Regions from separate parts of the Homo sapiens genome. Here region 2 is linked to region 1. Evidence: chromatin loops called from intact Hi-C (ENCODE). Cell type or tissue: heart left ventricle. All regions are shown on one strand. Each heading gives the region's core, and the rest is flanking DNA. Links, peaks and the distances in the headings are about the cores only. Region 1 overlaps NAA40 (N-alpha-acetyltransferase 40, NatD catalytic subunit). Region 2 overlaps MARK2 (microtubule affinity regulating kinase 2).

Region 1 (10,774 bases), core at 4,247-6,746:
CCTCAGCCTTAACTTTACTGATCTAAAATGGATTTGTGCTATTTTTAACCCATTGGGTTTGTCCCTACTGTTGTTAACCTAGTTTTTTTTTTTCCCGTCACTCCACTATTTATCGACTGAACAAATCAACTTATTAGACAAAAATAGTTGTCTAATCCGTGTCAAAACAGTCATCGTGTTTTAACAAATAGTTTTGGGTATTACGTACTTCATATGTAGAAAACCAAGTCTAGAGACCTTAGGCATATTTAACCTAAATTTTGGTGAAAGGTCCTAGACACAGCCATTGTTGAAACTAAATGAAACCTGTGTCCCTTAGTAACTGTCTAACCAGAAGCAGCCACTGCGGATTAAGCAGAAAACAAGAAGTGTAACATGCCGTTCTAGTTCAACACTTCCTCGTTGGTTGGACTGAAATAGCAGGCCCTCAACACCATAAGACAGGGTGAAGGAAAAAAGAAATATGCCCCAGAGATTCTGCGATCCTTGCTTCCTTTAGGGCCTCAATCTTATACTTTACAGATGTGTTTCTCACATGAGACCCTACAAAGTCTCTTCTGGCCTAAAATTGACAGTAAGAGAGACTTGAATTCTCCTCCCTGAAACAGCTGGAACCGTCTCATCACCCTCATTCCACAACTGTGGGTGCTGGGGAAGTCATCATTCCTTGTAGTTACCCTGTGGCAGAGCCTGGCCTCAGGCTGAGTGAGGCTTCAGATGGAGCGCTTTCTCTTCAGTTGCCACACACGTGTCCTAGTTGCCACATTTGTGTCATCTTTCAGGAGTTAGAATTTATATTTCTCTTGCTTCACCAAAAACAGATTCTTTTTGGATATTGGATAGTATATGGGGTAGAGACATTGATACTGAAAATCTAAGAGATGCCAAATTCTTTTTCTGAAAAGTGGCTCCTCCTCCCATCTGGATGTTTCTTTTCTTTTCTTTTCCTTTTTTTTTTAGACAGAGTTGTGCTCTTTTTGCCCAGGCTGGAGTGCAGTGGCACAATCTCAGCTCACTGCAATCTCTGCCTCCCAGGCTCAAGTGATTCTCCTGCCTCAGCCTCCCGAGTAGCTGGAATTACAGGTATTAACCATCATGCCTGGCTACTTTTTTCTGTTTTTAGTAGAGACGGGGTTTCACCATGTTGGCTAGGCTGGTCTTGAACTCCTGACCTCAGGTAATCCACCCACCTCCGCCTCCCAAAGTGCTGGGGTTATAGGCATGAGCCACCGCGCCCAGCCTGGGTGTGTTTTTTTTAATTTGTCTTTATGACCCCTTCCAGTCGTAGAACTGTGTGTGGAGTTACTTTTTCAATGGGAATAGTAAGGGGAAGAGTTTTACACTGCACATGGAAACATTTATGTAACACTTTATAACAAAAAATGCCATATACATGTGATTGTGACATGGTGGAAGGAGCATGACTTTAGGGTTCAAACGTGGATTTGGATCTTGGATGATTCATTCAGCAGATGTGAACTGAGTATCTGCTGTTTGGTGAGCACTGGGTGAACATAGCCAGATAAAGCGGATCTACCCTCACCTCATGGGGAGAGTTGGAGGGAGTGGGAGGAAGAGACCGCTTTGAGAACTCTCCTCACCGCCTCTGTGACCCTGCAAGTTCCTTAACTCTCTGTGCCTCAGGTTTCTCATCAAAGAAGTAGTCACACCTACCATGCTGGGTTGTGAAAAGTAAAATAGATCACCTTTATTAAAGCACCGGCAGAAGATCTGAGGGAGGTCTTTGTAAACAGAAGTCCCCTCCTGCGACTGTTGGTGTAGACATTGCGAGCCCCATTTTATGGAGAAGAAAACTGAGAGAGAAATTTTGAGCAACTTGCTGAAAAGAGCTTAAGTAACTTGCCTGAAGTCACGCAGCTAGTAAGTGAAAGAGCTGAGAATCAAATCCAGGTCTTTTGATTCAAAATCCCGCACTCTCTTTTTTTGTACAAAGCTCCCTTGGAAAAGACACTTAACCACAGTGAGCTTTACTGTTCACTGTGCTTATTATCCATTTTAATTAGGAGCATTTTCCTGTGTCCCTGTAGGACAGCCTTACTTCCACAAGGCAGGGGCAAAGCTAATTGGAACAGTAGGAGACCACTTTTCCTAGTGCGGCCCCTCCCTGCCTGTCTGGCCCAGCTGGCTGCACCCTGCCTTCTGCCCCATGGGCAGGCAGCGGAGCTCGTAAGGGGTTCTTGAGTTATTGCGGTCTCAGGCCATGGCAGCTCCAGGCCTTGCTCTGAGGATTGCCAGGTCTACATGAATGAGCCCACAAATCTACTAGAGGCCCGGCTGGCCCTCCTGCTGCTTGTTCTTGGGAATTACTGCTCATGCTTAGAAGTGAGATGGAGGGAACCCAGGCTTCAGTGCTTTCTGGGTTCTGGGCGTTACCCTTGCCCTCCAGCACCTTTGATCCCTGAGCCCTGTATAAGAGAACAAGCATGTAGGGTGGAGTAAGGGAGCTTGTACCTGCACTGAAGGTGTGCTGGCTTCTAACCTGCCCTTACAGCTCCAAGAGGCCAACATTTGTACCCCCATCTTCATGGAGATGGAGTTGCTTTCATAAGTCATTCTGGGGGTGTCAGGAAGAGCATAGGCCCAATCTGATTGACGCCAAAGCTCATGCTCTTCTGCCCCATGGTGCAGCCCTGGACACCTTCCATCCGACGCTTCTCTGTCCCTCACCTCTGCCTCAGTGCAGAGGGTAGGGTGTATAGCGGCACTGTGTTGGCACGCTGTTACCAAACCAGCCAGGCAATGAGAAAGGAGTTGCCGAGTGGTTGCTGAGGGCTTCTGAAGCCCAGGCCTTATCGTGGCAGGGTGCAAGAATCTTTGTTGATGACCAAGTGGAAGTCCACTATGCAGGACATAGGCGCCTCAGTAGGGGACAGTGTGGCCAGTGGAACAAACATGATCTGCAGCCCATCCCTGGGATTGAGTCTCCCCTCTGCCCTTTATTCACTGCAGAACTGAGTGGTCACATTGTCTCTTCAAGGCTCAGTTTCCTATTGTGTAAAGGGAAGTGATAGTTTCTGCCCTGATAATTGAAACCATAACCTAGGCCGGGTGTGGTGGCTCACACCTGTAATCCCAGCACTTTGGGAGGCCAAGACAGGAGGATCGCTTGAGCTCAGGAGTTTGAGACTAGCCTGGGCAACATAGTGAGACTCCCCCATCTCTAAAAAAAATAAAGAAAAAAAAAGAAACATAATGTTTGTAAAGGTACTTTGCAAGCTTTATCTCTGTGTTGTCTTGAAATCTAAATTTCCAGAGAAAAAGATGAATGCTCTAAACCTGTCCATGGTAGAGGGAGGCTAGTTCTGTTCCAGGAGTCCAGCCTTATGAAGACAGTCTATTCTCTATTTTGTTCCTTCCTCTAGGGAGGTAAGATATGAGATCTTGCCTGTGTTCCACAGCGCTCAGCCATGAGATAATTAATAGCTGGTGTTGGTAGAGTTTGTGGCTATAAGAACAATCCCTGTGAGTTCCTGGTATCTGAACTCCTTTCTTCTTGGTTGATTAAAGTAGGAGGTAAGCAGTGTCATTCCTTGGAAAATAGTGGGTAGAACTGATTCTGAGAACTTCCCCAGCATCTGGTTTTTCAACTCATGCAGAAGGTTAATCGCTCTGAGTGTCCTTTCCTGGGGCCAGTCCGTGTCAGGGCTAGATGTAATTGGGAGTTGTCAAACCTCTCCAGAGAGCTCAGGGAAAGGAGGGGTGTTGGGGGGGAGGTGTCAAAAGAGGCTGCTCTATTGGTAAAAAGCAGAGCCAACTTACCAGTGCCTTTGGGATGCCTTCTGGGGACCAGCTGGGTGGTGCATGCAGTCTGCATGCCTGTGCTCTCTTGTTGTCCTGGGGAGAGAGAATGAGAATAGCCTTTTATTGAACACATACCATATTAACCCTCATAAGGACCCTCAGTCATCAAGCCAGGGGAGGCTCAGAGAAGTGCTGTGCCTCGTCCTAGCACTGCAGAGGGTGGAGAGCAGGAAGAGGCTTTGGACAGCCCTGGCGCAGTGGCTCACGCCTGTAATCCCAGCACTTTGTGAGGCTGAGGCAGGCGGATTACTTGAGGTCAGGAGTTAGTGACCAGCCTGGCCAACTTGGTGAAACCCCGTCACTACTAAAAATACAAAAATCAGCTGGACATGGTGGTGCGCTCCTGTAATCCCAGCTACTTGGGAGGCTGAGGCAGGAGAATCGCTTGAACCCAGGAGGCAGAGGCTGCCGTGAACCGAGATCTCACCACTGCATTCCAGCTTGGGTGAAAGAGTGAGACTCCATCTCAAAAAAAAAAAAAAAAGAAGAGAAAAAAGGAGGTTTTGGATGAGGCCTGCCAGGTGTCAGAGCCTGGCTCTTGCCGTGTGTTACCTGGCTTTTCACAATAGGGTGAGTGGGTCTTAGGCCTGAGAGAATCTCACGTCGGCCTCAAAACAGGACCTGATCTAGAAGCAGCTGTGGGCAATTTGCCATTCGCTGCTCTATGCCAGGAGAATCCCCACTTGCTGCTCCTCTGCTGCCCTGCTGCTGACTGTGTGCCTGCAGCTTCGTCTTGCTGGCCATGTGTCATCTGTGTCCTGAGGTGAACCCTTTGGGCCCCTGCCCTCTGCCCTGTCACTGGGTGTGCCCTGTCACTCGTTGGCCTTAACTGAGCAGGGCTTCTGGGAATGGCTCTGTGTCCTTGAGTCCGAACACGGTGGCCCCCACTTGAAATGAGACCCGGCTCCCACAGGAGCTGTGGCCAACCAGATCTTTGTCTCCCAAAGCTGGAAGACACCGAAAAGGCTTTGAATAAACTTAGGAACAGCCATCAACGGCTACCTTAGATGCTGTCTCCTCCCTGAAGCGGTCTTCAGTGTGTCTAAAGTTGGGTGTTCCCTCCTTAGGAGGGAGCGGGTGAGTGAATATTTACTAAGTGCCTGCTGGGGGCTGGCCTGCTGTAGGCGTTGTCAGCTGTTTCGCTGGGTCCCCACAGTGTCTGTGTCAGGACGGCCAGTGCTCTTTCTGAAGGGAAGCTGAGAAGTCTGGTGACCTCTGAGGACTCCCCACTACAAAATGACCTGCTTGGGTCTTTCCGCCCCTCCAAATGTGTGGCAGCAGAGGTGGGAAATTTCTCACTGCTGGGCCAGGCCTGTGGATGCAGGGCCCTTCGATTCCTTAAAGGGAAAGTCAGTGCTTGATTGGCCACAGCCATTCCAGCTAACGTTGCTTTTCCCTGTTGCAGAGAAAGTCAAGCAAAGCCAAGGAGAAGAAGCAGAAGCGGTTGGAGGAGCGAGCAGCCATGGATGCCGTTTGTGCCAAAGTGGACGCTGCCAACAGGGTGATTCTCCCTTTCTTCCCAGTCCCTGCCTCCTGGGACTTCAGCTTGGTTTATAATTTGACTTATTTTGTCTCCACCCTGTGGCAGAATTGTGACACTACCCACCCACACCGCCTCTGCCTCCTTGCTGTGCAGGGAACTGAGCTCATACCTGTGTGTTGGAAGTTGGCGCCAGCAGTTGGCCCAGGTGTTTGGGAAAACGTGGATTCCAGTGAAGTGGCTGCCTCCCTGTGGATCTTCTTCCTTATGAATAGAGGAGGATCTAGATAATTTTTTTTTCTTTTGTGTGAGACAGGGTCTCACTCTGTCATCCAGGCTGGAATGCAGTGGCACTATCTCGGCTCACTTCAACCTTGCAGCCTCTGCCGCCTGGGCCCAAGTGATCCTCCCACCTCAGCCTCTCAATTAGCTGGGACTATAGGTGCCCACCACCACACCCGGGTAATTTTTGTAGAGACGGGGTTTGGCCTTGTTGCCCAGGATGGTCTTGAACTCCTGAGCCCAAGCATTTCACCTGCCTTGGCCTCCCAAAGTGCTGGGATTACAGGCGTGAGCCACAGTGCCCAGCCCCTGCCTCCATTTAGTATCCCATTTTTTGGTCATTCTTTTAACCCACTCATAGTAAACACTCATTTATAAGGATGTGGCTCAGGGGCTTGATTTTCCATTTGGAGTTGTAACCAGGTAAAGTCAGTGTGCAGCAGATCAGGTAGCCTCTTCTTTGGGTTAGCTGTGCTGTGAGCAGGTTGTATGCCCACAGGCTAATGAGGTCTCCTCTTGCCCTGTCAGGTGATGCCAAACTTAACTCTCCTGGGCCTTTCCACCAAAGCCTTCCTCGCACATGTGACTTCAGAGCTAGGCAAATGGTGGGTTTTGGGAGGCTGCTCCTGGTTCTGAAGTTAGTCTCCCGTTGTGGGTCCCCACAGCATCCCACTCCAAGACAACAGCTCTTGGGATAGGATCTGCACCTCCGCCCCACTTGTCTGTGCTGTTCCTCTTTTCTTTCCCTCCACAGCTTGGAGACCCTCTGGAGGCTTTCCCAGTGTTCAAGAAATATGATAGAAACGGGTGAGTCACATTGAGCATTACCAACTGCTGTCTCCTCGAGTGTCTTCAGGAATTCCCTTTCCAGAGTAGGCTTCCTCAGACACAAATTTTCTCATTGTTCTTCGTATTTACGAAAAAACAGGGCTGGGTGCGGTGGCTCACGCCTGTAATCCAAGCACTTTGGGAGACCGAGGTGGGTGGATCACATGAGGTCAGGAGTTCGAGACCAGCCTGGCTAACATAGTGAAACCCCATTTCTACTAAAAATACAAAAAATTAGCTGGCACGGTGGCGATCGCCTGTAATCCCAGCTACTCGGGAGGCTGAGGCAGGAGAATCACTTGAACCCGGGGGGCAGAGGTTGCAGTGAGCCGAGATAGCACCATTGCACTCCAGCTTGGGTAACAAGAGTGAAACTCCATCTCAAAACAAAACAAAACAAAACAAAACAAAAGCAGAAACTGACTCGTGCCCTATATTGATATAAAATCCCCCAGGTAGGGTGGCAGAAGAATCCATAAATGAGCAAAGATTGCACTTAATCTCAGACTGATGTCTCTTTAGATAAATTTTTCTTTTATTTTTTGAGATGGAGTCTTGCTTAGTCACCCAGGCTGGAGTGCAGTGACGCAATCTCGGCTCACTGCAACCTCCGCCTTCTGGGTTCAGCCGATTCTCCTGCCTCAGCCTCCCAAGTACCTGGGATTATAGGTGCGTGCCACCACACCTCACTAATTTTTGTGGGTTTTTTTTTTTTTTTTTGAGACGGAGTCTCACTCTGTCGTTCAGGCTGGAGTGCAGTGGTGCGATCTCGGCTCACTGCAACCTCTGCCAGGTTCAAGTAATTCTCTGTCTCAGCCTCTCAAATAGCTAGGATTAAAGGCACCCGCCACCACGTCCAGCTAATTTTTGTATTTTTAGTAGAGTCAGGGTTTCACCATCTTGGCCAGGCTGGTCTTGAACTCCTGACCTCATGATCCACCTGTCTCAGCCTCCCAAAGTGTTGGGATTACAGGTGTGAGCCACTGCGCCCAGCTAATTTTTGTATTTTTAGTAGAGATGGGGTTTCACCATGTTGGCCAGGCTGGTCTCGAACTCCTGACCTCAACTGACCCACCTGCCTCAGCCACCCAAAGTGCTGGGATTACAGGTGTGAGCCACCGCGCCTGGCCTGATGTCTCTTCAGGACTGATTATTCTCTCTGCAAAGAATCATTGAGCTGAAACAAACTTGGAAAATTATCTAGGCTGACACTCACATTTAATGCATGGGAAACTGAGGCCCAGAGAGTCAAATGAGCTTTCTGAGTTTATGGAGTTTCCCCTGACAGCTGAGGGGCTTTTAATTTCCAATCTAGTGCTCTTTCCCTGAGTATACAGTATAATTGTTAAAAGCCAATTCCTGGCTATTTGGCCCTGAACAAATTACTTTTCTTCTTTAAAAAGAAAAATATTTGCTGGGCGTGGTGGCTCACGCCTGTAATCTCAGCACTTTGGGAGGCCGAGGTGGGCGGATCACGAGGTCAGGAGATCGAGACCATCCTGGCTAACACGGTAAAACCCCGTCTCTACTAAAAATATAAAAAATTAGCCAGGCATGGTGGCGGGCACCTGTAGTCTCAGCTACTCGGGAGGCTGAGGCAGGAGAATGGCGTGAACCCGGGAGGCGGAGCTTGCAGTGAGCCAAGATTGCGCCATTGCACTCCAGCCTGGGCAACAGAGCAAGACTCCATCTCAAAAAAATGTATATATTTTTTGGTAGAGAAGGGGTCTTGCCTATGTTGCCCGGGCTGGTCTCAAACTGCTGTCCTCAAGTGATCCTCCCACCTCGGCCTCCTAAAGTGCTGTGCCCAGCTGACCCTGAACAAATTACTTAACCTTTCTGTTCCTCAATTTTCTATTTAAAAATGGGCCTGGGCCAGGTGTGGTGGCTCATACCTGTAATCCCAGCACTTTGGGAGGCTGAGGTTGGAAGGATCGTTTGTGCCCAGGAGTCCAAGACCAGTCCTGGCGACATAGGAAGACCCTGTCTCTACAAAAAAAAAATTTTTTTAATTAGCTGGGCATGGTGGCACATGCCTGTATTCCCAGCTACTGAGAAGGCTGATGTGGGAGAATTGCTTGAGCCTGGGAGATGCAGGCTGCAGTGAGCCATGGTAGCAGCATTGCACTCTAGCCTGGGTGACAGCAAGATCCTGTCTCAAAACAAAACAAAAACCCAAAAACCAAAAATGGTTCTAATAATAGTACCTTTCTCATGGACTTGTCAGGAGGATAAGATGTAAAGTGTTAGTTCCTGCAGCATAATAAAAGCTAGATAAGTGTTTGCTGTTATTTTATTTTAAAATTTTATTTTAGATTCGCGGGGTACATGTGCAGCTGTGTAGTGGTGGGGTTGGGCATCTAGTGTACCCATCACCCAAATAGTAATCATCGTACCCAATAGGTAAATTTTCAACCCTCACCCTGTTTGCTGTTACTATTACTGATCCAGTTAACTATAGGCTCTGGAGTGAAGGCCCCCTCACGTTTTTTTCTCGTTTTGGTTTCTAAAATAGGAAGTATAATCTGCCTTACCTGAGATGCTGTTGATGAGTTGTGCTTCCAGAATGTAACATCTTGGCTTGGGGATAAACTGGGGCTCTGGGGGATTGAATTGTAGCTGGGCTTCTTAATAACTCTACTTGGAGAAGTCACTCATATTCCTCAAGCCTCATTTTCTTACCTGTCAAATAGGATGATGATGCCAAACTTGCAAGCTGTTTTTTTTTTTTTTTTTTTGAGATGGTGTCTTGCTCTGTCACCCAGGCTGGAGTGCAGTGGCGCCATCTCGGCTCACTGCAAGCTCAGCCTCCCGGATTCACGCCATTATCCTGCCTCAGCCTCCCGAGTAGCTGGGACTACAGGCACCCGCCACCACGCCCGGCTAATTTTTTGTATTTTTAGTAGAGATGGGGTTTCACCGTGTTAGCCAGGATGGTCTCGATCTCCTGACCTTGTGATCCGCCCGCCTCGGCCTCCCAAAGTGCTGGGATTACAGGTGTGAGCCACCGTGCCCAGCCAAACTTGGAAGGTTTTTTTTAAGGAAGAAAGAGAATATATGCAGCTCAGTAAGTAGCAGCTGGTATGAGGTTTTTTTTGTTTTTTTTTTTTTTTGAGACAGAGTCTCGCTCTGTGCCTAGGCTGGAGTGCAGTGGCACGATCTCGGCTCACTGCAGCCTCTGCCTCCTGGGTTCAAGTGATTCTCCTGCCTCTACCTCCTGAGTAGCTGGGACTGCAAGTACATGACATCACGCCCTGCTAATTTTTGTATTTTTAGTAAAGACGGAGTTTCGCCATGTTGGCCAGGCTGGTCCCGAACTCCTGACCTCAGGTGATCCACCTGCCTCAACCTCCCGAAGTGCTGAGATTGTAGGCGTGAGCCACTGCGCCCGGCCTGGAAAGTCTTTTGACATACTTTAGATATCCCATATTGTGATATCTCATAGTGTTTTCGTTTTTGTTTTTGAGACAGAGTCTCGCCCAGGCTGGAGTACAATGGCATGATCTTGGCTCACTGCAACCTCTGCCTCCCTGGTACAAGCAATTCTCCTGCCTCAGCCGCCGGAGTAGCTGGGATTACAGGCACCCCCCACCACGCCCGGCTAATTTTTTGTATTTTTATTAAAGATGGGGTTTCACTATGTTGGCCAGGCTAGTCTCGAACTCCTGACCTCATGATCCGCCCGCCTCGGCCTCCCAAAGTGCTGGGATTACAGGCGTGAGCCACTGTGCCCGGCCTCATAGTGTTTTCATATTCCGTATTCCCATTGACTTCCAGAAATGTGGAATAGCTCCAAAACAGGCATTGCCAGCCAAGTCTGGGCTCCTCTGGTGCCTTGAATTTTGTGTGGTTCCTGTGGTTGTGATCTTACTTTCATGTACTTTAATGGAGAATTCGTACCTGCAGGTGGGCTTTGGACATTTTATAGTTAAGATAGGTGCAGTGCTGTGTTTGGGCAGCTGTGATGGCTAAGTGGGTGATAAAGAAAGGAAGATGCTTCAGGGGCAGGGAGTTCTGAATTCATAAGGCTGAGTGTGGTGTGCCAGTCAGTAGAGGTGATGGGATTCCAGTGCGTACATCCTCTGGGGGTTGTGTCAAAGGTCACTGAAAGGTATTGATACGGGAGCTCTTTAAAGGCTTAGAGTTTGCTGACTCTAGTCCTTTCAGAATGTAGTGCTCTCTAGGGAATGTGATTTCACAGATCAGTCAAGGAGTTTAACTGTTTTTTACTTAAATTTCATTTAGAAACAGATACCTTAACACTTAGGCATTTGTGGGTTTAGAAAAACAGTGTTGGGCTGAAGCCTGCTTCACCCGGTTTTTTTTTGTTTGTTTGGAGACAGAGTTTCGCTCTCACTGCCC
Region 2 (10,774 bases), core at 1,899-4,398, 74 kb before region 1:
AATAAGGACCTGTTAAACTGGTCTGCCTGTATCTGCCTCCCTGCTCCCCCCTCACCCCACCCACCCCCACCCTGGGCAGGGAGGCTGAAACTGCTGCTTGCTAGGCTTTGCCAACTCAGTTTCTCTTCATGGATTACCTGCTCGCGGCAGGCAGGCAGGCAGCTCCCCACCTGGAAGCCTGCAGACTCGCCGAGCTGAGAGAATCATGCTGCAGGTGGGGGCAAGTGCTAGGAACTAGGTGTGCCACTTACCTTAACAGGAGCTGTGCCTAGTCCGGGCTGCTCAAACTAAGGCTGCAGAGCCCTGGGGCCTGTTGGAAATAGACTGTGCCTTTCCCTGCGCCTTGTGGCCACATTTTTATGGTATGTGGAGAGTCTGGGAGGGGCCGGGAGCTTGTAAATTGTGAGTAAATGAAGTCTAGGGAGGGAGATGATCCTTCTTGAGGGCACCCTGAGTTCAGGGTTGTCATGTTTCTGAGGTGTGCTACTGCTTAGTACCCTGATTTCTGGAGTTGTCTACCTAGGTTGCTTTTAATTTTTTCAGCCTTAGGTGGAAGAGATTTTCCATCTTGGTGTTTAGGCATGTTAGGTGAGGTTTACTTCCGGAGCCAGACTTTTAGGCAGGTTGTCTTGACATAAGTCAAGGTCAGGAAGCGATCTTCAGGACATGCAGACGATGCCCACTTCCTGCTGTGGTCTTGAAGAGGGCTGGAAGGCTTGTGAGCACAGAGGCACTGAGGGCTGTCGCATCCATACAGGAAGACACTCAGGGCTCGTCTCCGGTGCCTCATTTTATAAGCATGGAAACAAAAGTCCCAGGAGGGTGAATGACTTGCCCAAGGTGACATAAATTGTTTGCGCAGAGCTGGGTCTAGAATGGATCTTATGCCCTTGGCAGCGTGCCCCCATTGCCATCACTTCAGAGGGGCTGGCTGCAGCCCTCAACGGCAGAAGGCAAGCTGGGAAAGGACAAGTGGAAGGGTAGCAGGCCCCAATTCTGCACACTGGAGAGCACCTCTGAAATCCTGCCGGAGACTATGCCCATAGAGGTGCCAGAGGCCCTAGGGAATGATGATTTATTTTGTATTTTGTATTTTTGTGGAGACAGGGTCTTACAATATTGCCCAGGCTGGTCTCAAATCCTAGGCTCAAGTGATCCTCCCACCTGGGTTCCCAGAGTGTTGGGATTGCAGACATGAGCCGTGGCGCCCGGCTGGGAATGATTTAAAAGTCGGCACCAGCATTCTAGCCCTGACCCAGGCTAAAAGGGGTCACATGGAGCAGAGCTGTGCAAAGAGCTTTTGGGTGAGGAGTCACTCCGAGAAAAGCGAGAAGACTCTGACCCCGAGACTTCCCGTGGTGAGTTAGGAAAGCATTTCTGGAGAGCCTGTTAGGTGCCAGGCACTGTGGCTGGGCACTGAAGACACGAAGTGATTTAGTCTTGGAAATTCCCTTATGCTGCTCTCAGTCTGTGTAATAGTGAACAAGACAGCCAACAAGAGTTGTGAAGGAGGCCGTTCAGCAAGCAATGAAGTGCTAGTGCAGGAAGGCCCGAGCTGGGAAATGTCCGGAGAGACCCTGTGAAGTGATGCAGGGATCAGGAAAGCTTCCTGGTGGAAGCAATGTCTGAGCTGAGGCTCACCACAAAGAGGAATGGGAGTGACTGCTAGAGGGAAAGTGTTCCAGGCAGTGGAAAGCTGTGGCCAAGACCTGGGGGGGTCTGAGAGGCCATTGTACATTTGAAGACAGGTGGCTGGAACCCAGAGTGAGACTCTAGGAAGGGAAGAGAGTTAGTCTGGAGCTGCAGGCAGGGAAGGGGAGACAGCCAGCTCATAATACAGTGTGGGCAAAAATCCAGAAACCATGTGGATCTAATTTGATATCAATTTTACATGTATATGTGTATATACCTACACACACATACATAAAATCAGTTATGTTTGTGTGTGTGTATATGCATATTTGTGTGTGTGTGTACGTGCGTGCATACAGAAAGTTGTTTTTTTAAGGCATGCTTTAAATACGAAGCCATCACTTCCTTTTCCCAGTCCTGGGTGCCTTTTGAGATGAGTGTTGGTGCTCCCCCCACCGCCATGTGCCATCTTCTGGAGTAAGAGGGAGTGCTTTCACTGTGTGCAGGTGTGGCTAAAGAGTATTCACTGTGTGCAGGTGTGGGTGAAGAGTATTCACCGTGTGCAGGTGTGGCTGAAGAGTATTCACCGTGTGCAGGTGTGGCTGAAGAGTATTCACCGTGTGCAGGTGTGGCTGAAGAGTATTCACCGTGTGCAGGTGTGGGTGAAGAGTATTCACCGTGTGCAGGTGTGGCTGAAGAGTATTCACTGTGTGCAGGTGTGGCTGAAGAGTATTCACTGTGTGCAGGTGTGGGTGAAGAGTATTCACTGTGTGCAGGTGTGGGTGAAGAGTATTCACTGTGTGCACGTGTGGCTGAAGAGTATTCACTGTGTGCAGGTGTGGGTGAAGAGTATTCACTGTGTGCAGGTGTGGGTGAAGAGTATTCACTGTGTGCAGGTGTGGGTGAAGAGTATTCACAGTGTGCAGGTGTGGGTGAAGAGTATTCACTGTGTGCAGGTGTGGGTGAAGAGTATTCACTGTGTGCAGGTGTGGGTGAAGAGTATTCACAGTGTGCAGGTGTGGGTGAAGAGTATTCACTGTGTGCAGGTGTGGGTGAAGAGTATTCACTGTGTGCAGGTGTGGGTGAAGAGTATTCACTGTGTGCAGGTGTGGGTGAAGAGTAGGCTGTCCAGGATTTCAATCCTTGGCTTTTGCTCTGCAGCAAGGGCTGGCTGAGGGCACTGTGAGGCTTCTTCAGGCCCAGGAGTCAGGCCCACTTTCCCTTTTCTCTTGAGGGAATGACTCAGAGAACACTCCTGCCACCGGAGGTTCTGCAGGCTTTTGAGAGGCAGCCAGTGGAGGCTGATGGTAGCAGTTGGTGAGAAAGAGGAAGTATGTAGTGGCCATTCCTCCGGCCACTCCTGACAAATATTTCTGTCACTAAACAGCACCTCTCTGTGGCAGCCTTGGGCTGTGTTCTGGAAAGGGAGGAGCTTTCCTCTCCCTGTGGGAGGGCCTGTCATCTGTGGCTTCTGCTTTGCCCTTGGCCACAGACTAGATTGCACAACACAGCCAATGAGAGTCCCTCTTCCCTCACAAGTGCTTGGAGTGCAGACCTTAACTTACAGGGTTGTAGAAGTGACCGTGTTCCACACTGCAGGGTCCAGGTCACAGCCGGCAAAGCACATGAAAATTGACCTAAGGTTAGAATGTGATTATCCTACTGGGAAAGGTTTACTGGGACAGCATTTCACTTCTGACTCCATAGGCTGTCGTCTCCTGCCAGGGAGTGAGTTTTGTTTCCATGCTTGTCCAGTCTTTACTGCTTTCCCAGAGGCCATAAACCTGCCTTTTCCCAGAGGCCATAAACCTGCCCACCTCCTGCTATGTTCTAGTTCTGATAGGAGTACCATTCAGAGTTCTTGGCAGGGGACCAACCCGCTTCTACCGTGGTTGGTTTCCCCTCCTTTTCCCAGCTTGTTTGATGTGCACGTTCTCCAAAATTCTTATGCAGCTGGTTGGCTCTGTAGTGCCCAGAGATTGGAGCTCCTGCAACGGGAACCCCGCCGCTTCCCTCCCTGGTTTTAGGGGCAGGGCTTGAAAATAAAGAATCATAATCTCCCTTCCTCCTCCTCCTCCTCTCCCCCACTTCTCCCTGCCCCCACCCCCACCCCCACCCCCACCCTGCCAGGCAAACTGGAGTGACCAGCTCAGAGCGGGACTCAGTCCACCTCCCTGCTCTGCATGTCAGCAGTGATCTGGAGGAGATTCCGGGGCGCATGAGTATGTGAACTCTGGAGCACGTTACTGTCCCGGGCTGGCACTCTGTGGCAGGTGTGTGCACTCATTCTGCTGTTACTGGAGACCAGTCTCCTTAGGGGTGATGGTGACCCAGCTAGATGTCTGCCAGGTCTGTCCAAGGCCACCCTGTTCTCTAATAGCTTGGGAAATGGAAAGCACTTCTAAATACCCCTGCTCTTCAGAAGAGCTGGCTGGGTGGTTTGGGGAGTTTCTTCTTTGAATCTCTTAGAGTACAATATCCCTTTTTTCCCGAAAGCCAGGTTCTTTAGTTCCTAAGCTCCATTCTCTTGTTGCTAACTTACTACCTTCAGTTTTCTTAGGTTGGGTGCATCTTCCCTGGCCTCAACAAGACAGTGGCTGAAAGGTCAAGAGAGTGGTAGCTGCTCCTTTGAGAGAAAGGGGATGTTGGAGTGGGAGCACAGGCTGCCAGCAGTTGTTTCACCTTCCCCCTTTGGCTGGCTAGGAAAGGGGCACCACTTTAGTCTTCTGCCAACCTCCACAGCCAGCTGTGGGAAAACCCAAAAGGAAACATCCTCTCGCTGCTAAGACTTGAGAGCCTGAGGCAGAGACCAGCCAGTAGCAGCCCGACCCTGCTGAATGGGGAGGATTGTTTATTTTATTTTATTTTTTTCTGAGACGGAGTCTTGCTCTGTTGCTCATGCTGGAGTGCAGTGGCGCGATCTCGGCTCGCTGCAACCTCCACACCCCAGATTAAAGCGATTCTTCTGCCTCAGCCTCCCGAGTAGCTGAGACTGCAGGCATGCGCCACCACGCCCAGCTAATTTTTGTATTTTTAATAAGAGACAGAGCTTCACCATGTTGGCCAGGCTGGTCTTGAACTCCCGAACTCAGGTGATCCGCCTGCCTCGGCCTCCCGAGGGACTGGGATTACAGGCATGAGCTACTGTGCCCAGCCTGAAGATTGGTTATTTAGGGGCTGTGACAAATGGTTTTGCAGAGGAGCACTGGAAAGCCTGTAACTTCACAGAGCCAGGGGTCAGCTTTTGTGCCATAGCCTTATAGCTTCTGTGGCCTGTAGTGCCTGAGGCCAGGGGATCAGGTGCTGACCACCTTTCCCTCTTCCTTCCTGTGTCTTGCGGCCAGCGACTGTTATTGTCAGGTTGACCCTCTGGTTAGAGAGGATGACTTTGGCCTGGTGTCCAGACTCCCTGCTGCCTTATCCCCTCTGCCCTGGAACTGCACCTAAAAACAATTACTTTCCTCCTGATTCCAACATAAGTGGTCACAGAAAGTTCTGTTTTGGCATTTTGATTTCTGATTGGGAGTTTAGGCATCTGAGAATTGAATGCTTGCTTTATACAAATATACCCTTAAGACATCTCCTCTTTTTTCAGCCCTACATGCTTTGCTTGGGTATTAATTGAACTTGGGGCTTTTTAGGGACCTTATGTTGCCTACCTTCCTAGTTTCCCCTCCACTCCACCCCCAAAAAACCCAAAGAACATTGGAAAAATTGAGCAGTGCCTCAAGGTCACTTGATCATAAGTGGTATTTGGCATAGTTAACTGGTTTGGTGTTTGGTGAGAGATTTCTGCTTTATATTTGAGCAAAAAATTTCTTGGCGGGAGGCCTCTATGCTGTGTTGCCAATGCTTGCCCTGTGCGCAGGGTTTGCCCCCTCCCCTCCCTTGACAGGTTGTTCTAATCCCCTTGTCTATAAACAAGTGCAGCAGAACTTGTCGGCCCAGCTCACATGACCTTGGTTATCTCTTTAACCAGCATCAGCGTTAGATACCACGGTCACTTGACATGGTAGAGCTGTCAGGGTAGAGTGGAGATACCAGCAGGAATCCTGGTCCACGAAGAAAGGTAAATGGGAGTGTGTGTGAGGCCTTAGGACTGGGTGGGAAAAGTCTGTTCCCATGGGGTAGGGCTTTCAGCTGTGAGAAGAGGATAATTTCATTCCTTCTCCTTTTTTAAGAGACTGTCTCACTCTGTCGCCCAGGCTGGAGTGCAGTGGTCTAATCAAGGCTCACTGCAGCCTCAACTTCCTTAGCTCAAGCAATCCTCCTGCCTCAGCCTCCTGAGTAGCTGGGACCACAGGTGCATGCCACCATGCCCAGCTAATTTTTTTTTTTTTTTTTTTTTGAGGTAGAGTCTCACTCTGTCACCCAGGCTTAAGTGCAGTGGTGCGATCTCGGCTCACTACAGCCTCAGCCTCCCAGGTTCAAGCGATTCTCCTGCCTCAGCCTCTTGAGTACCTGGGATTACAAGTGTGTGCCACCATGCCCAGCTAATTTTTATATTTTTAGTAGAGATGGGGTTACACCATGTTGTTCAGGCTGGTCTGAAACTCCTGACCTCGTGATCCGCCCACCTCAGCCTCCCAAAGTTGTTGGGATTACAGGCGTGAGCCACCACGCCCAGCTAATTTTTCTTTGTTGAGATGGGGAATCTCATTATGTGGCCTAGGCTGGTCTCGAACTCCTTGCCTCAAATGATCCGCCTACCTCAGCCTCCCAAAGTGCTGGGATTACAGGTGTGAGACACTGTGGCCAACTTTCATTCCTTCTTTATCACCCTAAAATTTCTAGTTCTGGCGTCTTGTTTATCTTTCTCAAATCCTGTCTGCAGGGGCCCAGGACATGCAGCTGTTTCAGGAAACCGCCCTTGAGATGGGGCAGATGTATGCTAGTTCATGGGCTATAAAACTCAACACCAAAAATCCCATCGTCCTAAACAGTGACCTGTTATGTTGTGTGAAGGACAGTGGCGATGGGGGCCTGGCCGCCAGAGAGGCTGCTGGATTCTATGGCAGACACACTCAGGAGCTGGAAGTGTGGCTAAGCTTTCAGCAGCACCATCACTTCCCTCCCCATACACATGCACACAGGTTTCCTTTGTCTCACAGCTGAAGAGGCAGCGCCCAGCTTCAGTAAGCACTGTGTATGAGAATGGACTTACTCTGGCCACACTGTGCACACGCATGTGTGTGTAAAACACTGATCACATTTCCCATAAAGACTGTTGATTTGCAGAGTTTCCAGGCCCATACATCTAGGGCGGGATGTGTGTGTTTTCATCAGGGGAGAGTAGAGTGGCCTTTTGTGGAAGGGATAAAATGGTTGAGCTGCTGGAGACTTTTCTAGCTCCATTTATACAGCAGCCTTTCTGCCTGGGTGCAGACTTGAACCCAAGTCCAAGTTCAAGCCATGTGTGTAGATGACCAGAACTTAGCCTTCAAACTTAGCCTTCAACTTCAGGACTCTCCTGGAGAAAACATCCATCTCCTTTTGGAGATACAGAGAATTCGTGATGAGCTTTGAGTACAGAAGTTCAAGTTATATTTTCTGGCAACCTACAGAATAAGTTGGGAAAGGATATGTAATTATAGAAATAACCAGCATGTCGCCAGGCATTGTTGTCCGTGCTTTAGATGGTGTGGATATTTTGTAATTTCTGATTCTTTACCTACTGTTTTCAAGACTTGGTAGGGACCCCGTTATGGCTGTGGGGTTCTTTGTCCTTGGTAGTTAGCATGAACTATGTAGAGCAACAGAATGGGTAGCCGTGGCCTCTGGCCACCCAGCTAAATTCTACTGATGAGAGGTATCCTGGGTGGGTTTCTTCTTTGGGTCTTCGTTTATGCCGCCATTCCTATTGCCAGTTAGAGCTGCCTTTTAGGATTTGTTGGGTAGGAGCTGTATTCCTCTTGGAGCCATCTTTTCTTCCCTGCCATCTCTGAGTGAATTCAGAGGTGGAGAGCTACAGACTTGGCTGCTTGCCTCCTTCAAAACACCCAGCATTCCCTTGTCCACAGTCTGTGTAGCAGCACATCTAACAATGCCCAAAAGCGGCCCCCTTCCTCCCAGCCACTTGTTAATGGGTGGTTCTGGTTCCTGAGGGCTTCGACCAGTGCACGAGCTAATCTCACTGAAGAGTGCCATTCCCAGGTTCATACCACAGAAGTTAGAAAGCTCAAAGCCCAGGTCTTCTGCACCGAAGAGTGCCATTCCCAGGTTCATACCACAGAGGTTAGAAAGCTCAAAGCCCAGGTCTTCTGCTGCCTTGGGCCATTCCCTTCTCTTAGAAACCAGTTCAATCAGACTCTTTTTTTTTTTTTTTTTTTTTTTTTTTGAGACGGAGTCTTGCTCTGTCAACGAGGCTGGAGTGCAGTGGCATGATTTCGGCTCACTGCAGCCTCGACCTCCCCAGGCACAGGTGATCCTCCCACCTGGGCCTCCTGAGTACCTGGGACTACAGGTGCCCACCACCACGCCTGGCTGATTTTTGTATTTTTAGTAGAGATGGGGTTTCATCATGTTGGCCAGTCTGGTCTCGAACGCCTGACTTCAAGTGATCCGCCCGCCTCAGCCTCCCAGAGTGCTGGGATTACAGGCGTGAGCCACTGCACCCAGCCCAGACTCTTTTCATAGGATGCTGAAAGGATGAATTAAGTATAAAAAGTGCCTTTTGGCCAGATGCAGTGGCTCATGCCTATCACTTGAGAGGAGCTTGGGCAACATGGTGAAACCCCATCTCTACAAAAAATACAAAAATTAGTTGGGCATGGTGGTGGGCACCTGTAGTCCCAGCTACTCAGAAGGCTGAGGTGGGAGGATCACCTGAGCCTGGGGAGGTCGAGGCTGTAGTGAGCCAAGATCGCGCCACTGCACTCCAGCATGGTGACAGAGACCCTGTCTCAAAAAAAAAGTGCTTTTTAATAAGGTACACGTAATGGAAAATGGCTGTCATCTGGTTTGCCATACTCTGCTCCTAGGTAGAAAGTACAAACAGCAAGGGCCCCTTGGAGCAAAATTGTCATTGCCGCCAGTGAATAAACAGCAGTGGTTGGCTTTGAGGGGCACCTTCAGCCTAAAGCCATAAGCTGACATATACTCAGTCTCACTGAGAAGCTCGGGCTTTCCACTGTTCACCTAACTGCTGACAAATGAATCCTCCATTGATCTGGCAAGCTGGCCAGGATACCTGCCCAGGCCATGGCCACTTAGTAACAGGATCCGGTTCTCAGTGCAGGGTTGAGACTGCAGCAGCAGTGGCAAGCCCAGTAAGGCAGGTATGAAGCACAGCCCCCGCATCGGTTGCCTAGTAGGGAAGACAGTTGTAAAGAGCATTTGCCCCTGTTATGTCAGGGTACTGTTGCAGGTTGTCTTTTCTCCTCTAGCTGGAAGTTGTTCTACCCAGTCTTCCTTAATTAGCTCTTCTTTTGTGTAAGGCAGCACCCATTTAAAATTCTTTTCCTCCAGCCTCATTCCTCATCTCCATTTGGGTTTATATCTCCTCAGAACCTCTCTCCTACCCAGCCTTAAGCTCTACCCCAAATGCTTTGAAGCTCTCTTGTTCAAGTCTTTTTTTTTTTTTTTTTTTTTTTTTGAGACAGAGTCTCTCTCGCTCTGTCGCCTAGGCTGGAGTCAGTGGCACGATCTCGGCTCACTGCAAGCTCCGCCTCCTGGGTTCACGCCATTCTCCTGCCTCAGCCTCCCGAGTAGCTGAGACTACAGGTGCCCACCACCACGCCCGGCTAATTTTTTGTTTTTTTAGTAGAGACAGGATTTCACCGTGTTAGCCAGGATGGTCTCGATCTCCTGACCTCGTGATCCACCTGCCTCGGTCTCCCAAAGTGCTGGGATTACAGGAGTGAGCCACCGCACCTGGCTCAAGTCTTCTTGATTCAAGCCCTCACCCAGAGCTTGAAGACTAGGGAGCCCCCGTGTCTGCTGCCCATGGTGCTTGGAGAGCAAAGATCTGTTCCCGGGTCCTGAGTTGGAACTCTGAATTCATTTCCTGTTCTGGGCTATGGTTTAAGTCTTAAGTACAATTCACGTACCCCTTGAAATACTATGCTGGGACCTCATGGGCTGGCCTGAGAACACAGCTACCATTTGTAACATGTTTCTATGGAAAAAGAGTTCCTTCTTAGAACAGAACTTTTGGTAACTTGGGGATTTCTTGACTAATATGCTGCAACAGATTTGCATTTGCCTGTGGAAGTGTCTCTTTATTTTGTATTCAGCTGGGCACGGTGACTCACGCCTGTAATCCCAGCACTTTGGGAGGCCGAGGCAGGCAGATCACTTGAGGACAGGAGTTTGAGACCAGCCTGGCCAACATGGTAAAACCCCATCTCTACTAAAAATACAAAAAAATAATCTGGGCCTGGTGGTGAGCGCCTGTACTCCCAGCTACTCTGGAGGCTGAGGCAGGAGAATCACTTGAACCCAGGAGGTAGAGGTTGCAGTGAGCTGAGATGACACCACTGCACTCCAGCCTGGGCGATAGAGTGAGACTCTGTCTCAAAAAAAAAACATTTAAAAAATCACATTTTGTGGTCATGGCACTATCTATCACACAAGTAAGTTGTCCTCCTATATGCCAAATGACAGAAAAGAAGCACCCTCCTCTTCCCACCCAGAAAGGTTGCTAGAGAGCTACCCTTGTCTTCTGTGATTGCCTTGAGGGGCAGGTTTGTCTGGGTTCTCCATGTCAGCTGATTTGATCCATAGTCCAGTAGCACCTGAAACAGGATGCCCTCATTCCACAACTTAGGTGCCCTCTCCTGCTTGGTTTTTTAATGATCTGCTACAGGAGAAAGATAGCACCTCTCCCTTCAGCAGGAGCAGCCCAGTAAGGGCTTGCTTCTAGAAAGATTGGCCAGTTGGATTTTTAGTGGTCACTTAAGTGGAGTAGCCACTTTGCAGCCTGGCCCAACAGGGAGACAGTTCTGAGGTGAGGGTGGCAGTGACAGCCTTGGGGTGGTTTCTGATGTGCTCTGACCTCTGGCCATGGTGACTTCTGGAGCAACAAACTTTGTCCCAGTATTTTTTTCTGACATTTCCTCCTCCTTATTCAACTCCCTCTTTGAAACTGGAGGAGTAGGGAGGCAGTATTTGTTCACTTCCAGAGAAAGATGCAGCAGGAAGA

Evidence for each region. Peaks named below come from ENCODE experiments on the same cell type or tissue, not always from the same donor. Only the 100,000 strongest peaks of a DNase experiment are listed, where the experiment ranks them.
Region 2: a loop joins it to region 1, with 2.1 times the contacts of the local background. A loop is called at or near these places in 17 of 110 quality-filtered maps.

Annotation. Positions count from the first base shown.
Region 1 is chr11:63,940,613-63,951,386 of GRCh38, forward strand. It overlaps NAA40 (N-alpha-acetyltransferase 40, NatD catalytic subunit), which reads left to right. Exons shown (of 8, transcript NM_024771.4): 2 at 5,228-5,323; 3 at 6,339-6,391. Among named protein-coding and RNA genes, the nearest start is that of NAA40, 7.0 kb to the left of the region's middle. RefSeq lists an enhancer at 4,431-5,360. In heart left ventricle, for the core only: a CTCF peak has its summit at 5,416 (motif pointing left); DNase peaks (open chromatin) are centred at 4,539 and 5,379; H3K4me3 peaks cover 694 bases; H3K27ac peaks cover 931 bases.
Region 2 is chr11:63,869,159-63,879,932 of GRCh38, forward strand. The region is part of intron 1 of MARK2 (microtubule affinity regulating kinase 2); the gene reads left to right. Among named protein-coding and RNA genes, the nearest start is that of MARK2, 35 kb to the left of the region's middle. RefSeq lists enhancers at 569-788, 2,688-2,797, 6,099-6,600. In heart left ventricle, for the core only: a CTCF peak has its summit at 3,041; a DNase peak (open chromatin) is centred at 3,013; H3K4me3 peaks cover 419 bases; H3K27ac peaks cover 1,655 bases.